Regions from separate parts of the Mus musculus genome. Here region 2 is linked to region 1. The links are chromatin loops, found by intact Hi-C in ENCODE. Cell type or tissue: heart. All regions are shown on one strand. Links, peaks and the distances in the headings refer to the core of each region. The heading gives the core; the rest is flanking DNA.

Region 1 (5,365 bases), core at 224-5,223:
GTTGAGATCGCCCTGCTCATAGGGACTATCTCTACAGCCTCATGCCTAAAGCTTGCCTTCTGTTTACAGCCCACTGGGTCATCCCAGGGGAGCCCCTGCCTGCTACCCTGAGGAACCTGATGTGGACTGGACAGTGGACCTGGAGCAAGCATCCACTCTGGCCTGCATCTGGCCTGTGGGGCCAACAGGGTAGGCTTGGGAGGGGAGCAGGGCAGCAGCCCACTCGGCTCACCAGAGCCAGTTGGTAAGCAGCCTTACATGGAGGGGACATGGCTAGGTGATGACCGGCTCTCCCAAAAGCCACCACCAAAAAGCCAAAAACAGGTTGAACTGTGGGCACAGGCTGCTGGATAAACAGTGCCCTTTCTACTACTCCCCCACCAAGCCACAGCCCCCACCTCTCCTCTTCCTCAACTCTCCCTAGAGGAGAACTCTGCCAAGCACTTGCGCTTCTCCTTGGGGGACCAACGCAGCTTTCTTACCAAGCTGCACTGTGTTCCAGCAGTGCTGGGCCTTGTGTTCAGCTACTCTTGGAGCCAGGAGGCTTAACCCTGGGGGGTAAGTGTTCTGGGATTAATTGCCTCCTCCAGCCCTGAACGAGCAGGCCAAGCTCCAGTAACAGGACTCAGAGAACTTAGTGTAGTGTCACACAGAAGGGGAGGGCGGCTCTGGCCGTGACTGCCTGTGGGCATACCCACAGGGTCAACTCTAGGAAAAGAAAAGGGGGAGTCAGGTGTGGGGTACACACTTCAGATCCCAGCAGTTCCAACACTGGACTACACAGCCAAACAGTGTCTCAAAAACCAAATAAATAAGAGAAAAACGATGAGTGTCTGGGCTGCCTGAACTGGAACAGAAACAAACAAGGGGTGCGGGCGAGCCTGAGACTCTCTGGGCTGCTGCTGGGGCAGAGCCTGCCCCTCCCTCAGGGCCTGGGGCCTACCCCTAGTGTCAGGTTCCTTGCTCGCCCCACAGCTGCTGCCCCTTCCCCAGGGGCCACTGCTTCAGAGGCTGGAAGATCTGATGCCACAGCCCCACCTTCCTACCCAGAACAGAGATGGAACTCCATGATCGACCCCTCCCACCCCTGGACCAGCAGGCCTTCTCAGAGAACAAAGGGACAGGGGCCTAGAGACCCCAAAGACTGGATGTGAGAGGGATACGCCCCCAAACTACTTTGTTCAAGCTTATATCCCAAATAGACCCTTGCCCAGGGGCTATCTTCTCCCAGTACAACACACACACACACACACACACACACACACACACACACACGGCCACATTCTACAGGACAAGTAGAAAGTCAATCAGTGATGTCTCCCAACCCAACACGTCCCATAGTGTCTGACCCCATAGTGTCTGAGCAGGCCCTGGTAGGCTGTGTCCCCTTGTGTGTAACTTAGGGGTTGTCAGGGGCTGCCTTCCACACCTGAGGTAGGATTAGGAACCGGTAAGAGGACACAGGGAAAGCCCCTCCCCAGACACAGAAGAGGCATGCCAGGTTCCAGGTCTCCCCTCTGATTTACGGGTCCACGTGCCCACAGTCCCCCAGATAATCCTGTCAAACAAGCCTGTCCCAACAGACAACTGGCCTGGCACCATGAAAAAAGAGTTTCTTTTAAGATGATTTTGAAAGAGACCTTCCAAAGGAGATGATGCGAGCGGGAGCTTGGGAATGATGCTGAGAGAGAGAGGACCACCAGACCCTAGCCTCCGCCTTTACTGTGTTGGGGCATCCAGATGAGTCAGCCTGCTCCAGGGTAAAGCCAAGTCAGAAACACTGTGGTGGGCCTGGCATGGTGGCCCCAGCCTTTAGGAGGTAGACAGGAGAATGAGTTCATGGGTTCTTCTTAGTTCATAGACAGTCTAAGACCGACCTGGGCTATGTGGGACCCTCCTTAAAAAAATTAATAAATGGGCTGGTAAAATGCCTAAGAGGGTGATAGTGCTGTCTCAGGAGCCAGGCAGCCTGAGACCTGTCCCCAGGAACCATGTAAAAAGCTGAATGCAGCCCTCCTACTTGGAGATGGGAGGCATCTGATATATTGCCCGATAGCTCAGGGACAGTCAGCCAGGAATATGTAGCATTGCAGAAATAAGATGAAAGGAAAGAACTAACTTCTGAAAGTTTGCACACACACACACACACACACACACACACACACACACTCGTTAAAAAGTGACAAAAATGTTTTAGATTACCATGGACCCTTGAGGGCAAAGGTCCAACTGCTGCGGTTGTGCGCTGTGTGCTTCTGCCAGTGCAGCTCCAAGCGGGATGCAGGGGGAATTCAGACGTGGGAAACCCACAGCTCTAGGAAGAAAACCGGCCCAGGGCCCTGTGGTTCAGCAGGAACTAGAGGAAGGCTTTAGCGACTGCTGTTCTAAAGTGATCAAGGACTCACCAGAGCTGAGTGTGGTGGTGTAGTCCTACAATCCCAGCTCCTAGAGGCTGAGGGAGGAAGATGGCTAGTTCAAAGCCAACCTAAGCAATTTAGTGAACTCTTGTTTCAGAAAAAGAGGAGAGGTCTCACAGTGTAGCTCAAAGGTAGAATACTTGCCTGGCAAGCATATGCACGGTCCTAATGTTCAATCCCACCATCACAAATCATACACACACACACATTAAATTTGTTATAGAGCCTACCAAGAACTCAGCTAAAGTCTCAACTTCTTGTCTATGAAATGGGAGTATTATGACTACATTGAAGGCGTTGGTAGATCAAATGTAATAAATTGTGTTCTTAGTTAACAATATATACAATACCTACTTTGTGCCAGGTACAGTGCTAGTCTCCCTCCTCCCCCCCGCCCCCCACCAAACACATCACTACAAGACACGAAGAACACTTTCCAAGACAGGTGGTGTGGCGTGGTTATTATGAAAGATATGACGTCCTATCTTCCATATTCAGTGAGCACCCGGCTGAAAGAGGGAGCGGCTTGGACGCAGCGCCCCCTAATGGCAGCAGTGGGAAGGATCTCCCGGATGCGCAGCCGCCCTCCGCTCTCCAGTTCTCCCGCCGCCTGCAGAGCTGCGGTCCCGGCGCTCGCTGCGGGATCCAGCTTCGAGCCATCTGGGAGGCAGGCGCGATGACAGTCTCCATCTCAGCAAGGGGAAACTGAGGTTCGGGACCCGAGTCCCACCCAAAGCCTGCGGCGAGAGCGTGTCGGAGGCGAGAGTGTGTGCACGCGGGACGGGAACCGAGCTGCGGGCGACGGGCGGCGCACAGGCGGGGCCTCTCCGTCCCGCCCCGCCCCGACCCCGCCCGGCCCGGTCCCGCCCGCCGGGCTGCGCGGGGAGGCGGCGGCACTGGGCGCGGGGACTCGGCGGGCGGCGCGAAGCGCGGAGCGGGAGCCGGAGCCGCCGCCGCCGCCACCTGCGCGGCAGCCAACAAGGTAGGGTGGGACCGGGCCGGGCGGGACGCTCGCTGCGCCCGGGCTGCGGCTCTGTGGCGGGAGGGATGCTGTCCCCGGCGTCGCGGAGACCTATCCTCCAGACCCCCGCACGATCTCACACAAAGCTCTGCCCCGCTCCAGTCCTCAGTTTCCCCATCGGGATACTGGTGCGGCCGCTCCCTCAGTGGGTGACTAGGAGCAGCGACCCCCAGGTTCGCGCTCCAGAGGTTAGGGGCCAGTCCTTACCGCCCGCGCCTCTTGCGGCGGTGAGCGGCCCGCCCTGGGCGCGGCAGCCAGTCTCGACAGGCCCCGGTGTGGCCCAGGTGCCCCGTGGACCCGAGTCGTGATTGTTCCTGTCCTGGCTGGGTTACCCGCGGGGGCCTCAGCTTCCAGTCCCGGGAAACGGTGGAGGAGGAAGCATCCCTGAGTCCCTGCCGAGGCGACCTGGGCGCGCGGGTGGGGCGAGCAGTCTGCTACCCAGACCAGGCTCATCGCCTGGAGCTGGAGGAGGAGCCCCGCGCTGGCAATGGCCAGATCTCAGCCTCAGACCTGCCTGGACCCGAGCCGAGCAAACACCCACCTGCATTCGGGCAATGGAGAAGGACGTCCTGGTCCGCGCCCTGGCCAGCTGCCGGAGCCCAGTTCTGCGTACCAGCCTGGTGGGACAGGGTTGGTACTACCACACTCGGTCCTCAGTCCACTTGCCAGGAAAACAGTGTCTCCGGGGGTTGGGGGACTGAGCATGTATCTAGGGGTGCAGTGACTCCAGGATCTTTAAAGACCTCTGGTGTAGGGCTGGGAAGTTCTATAAGATGCCTTTTGATGAAGGTCTTATGTTGCATTCTTCTCGAGATGGGGACTCTCACTAGCGAAACTGGGGAATCTGGTCCCACTGTGGCTGCAATCCTGATAGTGTCCCTTAGCTAGCATGTGGCCCTTCTGTCTCAGAGCCTGCTCTTCTGCGAATGCTCCAGGGACTTGTTCATAACCACCTGTGCCTCAGCACAGGAATGTGTCCTTACACGTCCCTCGCCTCCAGACATCTCTTGAGGGATGTGGAGGGAGAGAAAGGCTTAAGCCCATCTCTGGACACTTCTGCCTCATTTCCTGACATCTGTCCCCACTAAGGAACAGGCTCAGCACCTCCTGATCGCCTGTCTCCCTCTCCCTCACCCAAGGACTTTCTTAAGGCTAAAAGAGGAGACCCTTCCCTTTCCCCAGGCCAGCGCCGGTAGTGAGCCCTACGTCATCTAAGTGTACAGGCAGAGGGCTGGGTGGGCATCATAGGGTGCTGTGCGTTGCCAGGGCCAAAGCAGTGTGGCAGGGGACCTTGCCCTGTGGCCCCAACCTGGAGCTTCGCTGCAAATGAGTGTTATTATCCCCTCATAAAGGGAGACTAAGTATAAGTGTGGCTGCCAGAGCCCAGCGCCAGCTCGAAAGCCTAAGTACCACCTGAGTCCCCTGTCATTGGGAACGTTTGTGATCTGGGAGGCTACAGTGATGGCGCATGAGCAGGCAGGTCCTGATTATTACAAAGTCATCCCGAACTTTAAAAATGTACTGTGGAGTTGTGGATTCTCTGACCTGAAAGGGTCTCTAGAAACCATCTCATCCCAGGCCCTTATTCTAGGGGCAGTCTAGAAACCGTCTATCTCATCCAACGCTCGTATTCTATGGGCATATAATCACCTGTCCCAGGAGGGGGTGTGCCTGGTAAAGGCCACACAACAAACCAGCCAGGAATCCTAATTCCAAGAATGGGGTGCTTAGCAGCTAGGGTGCAGCTCAGTCGGCAGAGTTCCATCCCCAAAACCGAATCGACCGAACTTGGAGATTCACTTGGAGGATGGGGAATTCATCCACCAAAGCCAGGCTATCCTCTGCTACAAATGGAGATCAAGGATAGCCTGGGGTACATGAGACCCAAGGGGTGGGGGTGGGGACATAAAACATATCATAAATGAAA
Region 2 (5,365 bases), core at 179-5,178, 68 kb after region 1:
CTTGTACCCACCTTAGCTCTACAATAATTCTGCTTCCTAGAACAAAACTTGAGGTTGTATCCCAGAGGGAAACGGGAATCAAGATACGGACCTATGCTTTTCATATGAAACCGTGCCTGAAGCCGTTTGAGTGATTGTTTGAATGTTTCTTAAATTCCTTGTACCTTTGTAAAAAAGTAAATAAAAAAATAATTAAGAAATAAAAGTTAAAATAGACACAGAATCGTGCAATGTAAGAATATGACAATCTACTGTGGGTGGTAATTCCTGCCTGTAATCCCAGTTCATGGAAGGCTGAGGCAGGAAGATTGAAAATTCCAGACCAGCTTGGGCAAAGGAGTCTAAGACTCTGCCTCAACCAAAATAATAATAAATAATAACACCAGACTCGATATTGCAATGCTTGGCGATTTCCTTTTTGTTAATTCGTTCTACAAGTACCAATTTAGCACTAGGTGTCTGGACCAGATGATACCGGACCAGGTTGGCAAACTGGTCAGTAAGGTCCGAATACCCTTGAAGTGCTTCCACTTGTGTTTGAGAGAATTCGTGAGGGGCAGGATGGGGCAGGGTGGTCAGGCGGCTGTGGGTGGAGAATGGACGCTTCCTGAAGAAGGAGATAAGCCACACCTCCATGTGATTGGGGGACAGTGAGCAGCAGCTATACCTTAAGCAAGAACTGCAAAATGCCCCGGCTAGAAACAGGGTGGGTCATTCACCCATCAAGGCAAGAGAAATCAGAACATCTTCAGGGCCTGGGGCTTTGAAGTTTTAGCCTGAAGATAATTGGGGCTTCTTGGAAGTATGTTCCAACTTCACCCCCACCTGCCCCCACATGGCTGACCATAGGGAGGAAGCACTACAGGAAAAGAACAAAATGAGGTGTAGAAAATGTAGGCCCTCTGGGCAGGCCACACCACCTACTACGCACCTCCGCAGTTTGCCAGAAGCCCAACATCATCAACAAGCGGGAAGCCAACCTTCCAGTGAGCCCATCAGTGCAAGCACCCGCGTTCCTATCTATAGTGACCTCCTCCTCCTCAAGGTGAGAAAGAGTGGAAGGATGCTGTGCCGCGGATCCAGCACTAGGTGGGACCAAGCATCAACTCTCCAGCAGGTCATCGCCCCTCCAGTTTGCCACTGGGAGCTGGGTCGCCCGCCCCGCCCCGCCCCGCCCCTCCCCGAGCAAGGTTTCGATTTCTGCACCAACCCAACCCGACCACACTGCACAGAGAACAGCGGTTGCCACTGAGAATGGCGAGCGAGACTACCGAGGCGCGGGCGCCCTTTCAGCCCGACGGGGCGTATGGCTGGCGCTGTCCGGAGCACAGCGAACGCCCGGCTGAGCTCTTCTGTCGCCGCTGCGGCCGCTGTGTGTGCGCGCTCTGCCCGGTTCTGGGTGCGCACCGCGGCCACCCGGTGGGCCTGGCCGAGGAGGAGGCTGTGCGTGTGCAGGTGGGAAGCCGCGAGGGCGTGCACCGCAGGTCTGGGCGGGCGGAGATTGAGCACAAGAGTAACCGTCAAAGGAGGGTCAAATCCCGTTAGGACAGGGAAACTAAAGGGGGACCCTGAGGTCCTCTAGATAGTAGACAGTAGGATCGGGAGGCAGAACCCTATGGAAGTGCAAAAGTTGCTCAAACCACCAGCGAAGCTTCCCAAGATTGGCTTGGGGTACAGGAGGCTCAAGCTGGTTAGTACTCACACGTTCTTTACCGCTTCTGCTAGGGCAACTCCCCAACCAGAGTCAAGGACGCGGGAGGGACGTTCGCCTAACAGAGCACAGGGGAGGATGAAGTTGGAAAATTGGGAGTTTACAGCCAACCTGTGATATGTAGAGAGACTATCTCAAAAGACCAGATTGTAGAAAAAGAAAACTGTATGTATGCGTGTGTTCCATGAAGCCTGGAAATGTCTCTGGACCCTGGAGTTCATAAAAGGCCATTCTGAACTGGGACCTGATGGCCTATGTTGTTTTGCTAAGTCAATAAGGTCCCTCTTCCTGCCTTGAATCCGGCTCCTCCCCCTATGCAAATACACCACTGTCCCCTCTCCCACCCCACCCACGGAAGAGGCTTGTTAATCACAGCCTTATCTTCTATAGATAACGAGAAAGCAGGACCCCCAGCCGGCTGCCCTGGCTCTGCAGAATCTATTCTCCTCTCTGCATTTGAGGAAGGCAAGCTAGCCAGAACCTTCTGAACCCCCGGGGCTGATTTTATGTTTATCTCCAAGAAGTCTTTGTAATTCTGCCCAAAGCACCTTCCTTTCTGCTCTCTCCTGACTTAACCACCCTTGACAAGACTACAACTCCAATCTGAATTGGGCCTGAGGGAGGACAGTCTGACTAGTGGAGTCCTGCCCCTGCTTCCAGAACCATCCTTCAGCAACTGTGAAATGACTGCTAATAAGGATCCTCAAATGCTGCTACTCGGAGACCCAAGGCTATGCGTCAACCTAGGCACCCTTCCTCTGTCTATCCACAGAGCCATTCCTTCATCAAGCACATACTCAGCACTCAGCGCCATGGCTTGTACCGTGAGCCAAGTCAGAAATCAGATCCTCGCCGCATCTGGATGAGTTAGTTGCCTGGTTGGTCAGGGGTAGGATAGTAGCACTGCAATGTACTACATATCATACTAGGGAGCCCAGGGTGGTGGCCAGTGAGAGCCAGAAAATAGAACTTGGGGCAGGAAGCCACGCAAGCACTTCCCCAGGGAAGTGCCATTGGGTGGACATGAGCTCTTCTGTCGCCGCTGTGGCCGCTCCGTGTGGGCGCTCTGCCGGGTTCTGGGTGCGTACCGCCGCCACCCGGTGGGCCTGGCCGAGGAGGAGGCTGTGCGCGTGCAGGTGGGAAGCCGCGAGGGCGAGCGTGCAGCGCAGGTCTGGGCGGGCGGAGTTTGAGCACAGGAGTAACCGTCAAGGAAGCGCTTTGAAGGGTAAATAGAATTTCATGGGATCAGGAGACAGAAATTCCAGTGGCTGGAGGTGGAGATCCTAAACCAGAGAGCTAGGGTATCCTTGGGCCAGCTTGAGCAATAGGTGGCTTAGATGTCCCAGATGATGAGTATGTGGAAGCTGAAGCCAAGGCTGACCCCCTTCCCTGCCCCCATTTACCACTGCGGCAAATGCTTGTTGGATGCTAACATGGCAAAGTGACCTGCACTGAGCATGTGCGGCTGGCCAGCCACTCTGATCTCATTTACTCCACACAGCAAACCTGCTTGCGATGGAGGAAACAGATTTTGAGCACATGGCTGTAGAGCGAGGACTAGGACCTAGGTTTATTCTTCCTCTAGAGCTCATAACGCCTGCCAGCCTCCTTGAGCTTCCAGCTCTCCCCTGGAAATTGACATGCCTTAGTATTATTACTCTTGGCTGATTAAGAGTCCAGACCCCGAGGGCTAGAGAGATCGCTCAGCGGTTAAGAGCACTGACTGCTCTTCCAGAGGTCCTGAGTTCAATTCCCAACAACCACATGGTGGCTCATAACCATCTGTAAAGGGATCTGGCACCCTCTTCTGGTGTGTCTGAAGACAGCTATAGTGTATTCATATACATAAAATAAATAATTCTTTTTTTAAAAAAGTTCAGGCCCCATCCCCACCCCTGTTCTCAAGAGTTAGGCCCAGGTGCCAAGTGGAAGACCAGCTGTAGAGAAGGCTAAGGTGGAAATAGCTACCCCTTGGAGGGAAGAGACCCAAACCAGGTATTAGAAAAAGCAACTTCGCCGGGCGTGGTGGCGCACGCCTTTAATCCCAGCACTCGGGAGGCAGAGGCAGGCGGATTTCTGAGTTCGAGGCCAGCCTGGTCTACAAAGTGAGCTCCAGGACAGCCAGGGCTATACAGAGAAACCCTGTCTCGAAAAACCAAAAAAAAAAAAAAAAAAAAAAAAAAGAAAAAGCAACTTCTAAAAGCAGACAAACAGAAATAGGAGCCAGGCATCCAGGCTGTGGCATCCCTGACAAAGGCCTGCGGTGCAGAGGGCCAGAGGCTCTGCTCACCCTGCATCTTATCACTTGACTTTGGGCAAACTACTCACCGGCAGAGCCCCAGGCACTTCTGCTGGAAAAGAATTCAGTGCAGCGGTGGGTTAGTGGTTTAATGAAGTGACTCAGCAGGTGGATGTCCCCTTGCCAAGCCTGGAGTTCAGTCCCTGGTGGAGAGACTAGAAGCTCGTTAGCTTGAAAGTGACAGTTTTCCTTTTTCTCCTGACCCTTCTCACAGAAGCTAATCCAGGACTGTTTAGAGTGTTTGGCAACCAAGAAGAGGCAACATGCGGACAACATAGCCCATTTGGAAGACGCCGGGGAAAGGCTCAAGGCAAGTGGATCCATCTTTTTTTTCCCCTCAGGGCAGATGTCCACATATCCCCCAGGGTCTAAGTATTCCTTAATGTGGAGCCCCGGGAAAACAAGAACTAGACTCAAAACAAGCTGGTAGGATTTGGAGCACCCATGACTTAAAGGGTCTTGAAAGAACACAAAATTAGACATTTTAGAACAAGATCACAAAGAAAGCACGCATGCAGGTGGGTGGCCCTGAAGGTCTGTTTCTCAAGCTTTGTGAAGACTCAGCCTCTGCCCCACAGCTCACTGGGCAGAGGTCCAGTTTCCTCACATCCACCAAAGCCAGGACAAGACCAGAGGAACTTGGCCCTCCATCCTCACACACCCCAAACTGCCATAAGGAAAGCAAAACAGCTCCCAGGGCAGGCAAGCAACTCTTAAGGTTCTTGGTCGTGGGATGTAGAGTGTAAATCTAGTCCCTAAATACACTCTTCCTTCAGTGTTCATACAGTGCTATTTCCTTTATGGTGTACTACAGATTGAACCCGGGGCCATGCACGTGGTAGGCAAATGTTTTATCCCACTGGGCTATTTACATTTTCAGACCTCTCTTTACCTTACTTGAGAGTGGAGTGAAAATGTGAAATTTTTATTAAAATTGGAGTCTCTGTAAAGTCTTTTTTTTAAAGAAGGATTTTATTGGCATAGATAGACTATACACAATGATAGGCTTCCTGCAACATTTTCAGACATGTATAGAATGTATTTTGATCACATTTACCCATTTCCTTCCCTTGTCTCTGCCCACTGATTTCCAACTAGCCATCCCCTGTGTATGTGGGTACCAATGAGTTCAGCTGAGGTTGCATAAAGGAACGTGGAGCATGGGAAACATTTCTGTCTTGAGGCAGGGTCTTATTAAGCTAACCAACTAGACTTGAACTTTGTCTCCAGCTGGCCTTGAACTCGTGAGCTTCCTGCCTTAGGTTCCTGAGTATTTGGGATTACAGGCCTTAGTTAAGTTCAGGATCACATGATTCGTTGGTTGGTTAGTTGGTTGGTTGGTTGGTTGGCTGGTG

The links. Peaks named below come from ENCODE experiments on the same cell type or tissue, not always from the same donor. Only the 100,000 strongest peaks of a DNase experiment are listed, where the experiment ranks them.
Region 2: it touches region 1 in a loop (2.1-fold over the local background); 13 of 42 quality-filtered maps call a loop at or near these places.

What each region holds. Positions count from the first base shown.
Region 1 is chr4:46,599,851-46,605,215 of GRCm38, reverse strand. It overlaps Coro2a (coronin, actin binding protein 2A), which reads left to right and starts at 3,287. Exons shown (of 12, transcript NM_001164804.1): 1 at 3,287-3,399. Tbc1d2 (TBC1 domain family, member 2) reads left to right here. Exons shown (of 13, transcript NM_198664.3): 13 at 1-826. In heart, for the core only: a CTCF peak has its summit at 2,970 (motif pointing left); DNase peaks (open chromatin) are centred at 3,145 and 3,785; H3K4me3 peaks cover 1,485 bases; H3K27ac peaks cover 905 bases; H3K27me3 peaks cover 5,000 bases.
Region 2 is chr4:46,531,970-46,537,334 of GRCm38, reverse strand. It overlaps Trim14 (tripartite motif-containing 14), which reads left to right and starts at 1,194. Exons shown (of 6, transcript NM_029077.4): 1 at 1,194-1,455; 2 at 4,225-4,320. The coding sequence starts at 1,255. Coro2a (coronin, actin binding protein 2A) reads left to right here. Exons shown (of 12, transcript NM_001164804.1): 12 at 1-398. Gm16731 (predicted gene, 16731) reads right to left here and starts at 1,434. Exons shown (of 4, transcript NR_151695.1): 1 at 1,272-1,434; 2 at 12-164. In heart, for the core only: a CTCF peak has its summit at 1,089; DNase peaks (open chromatin) are centred at 1,324, 1,364, 2,054 and 2,694; H3K4me3 peaks cover 2,477 bases; H3K27me3 peaks cover 4,639 bases.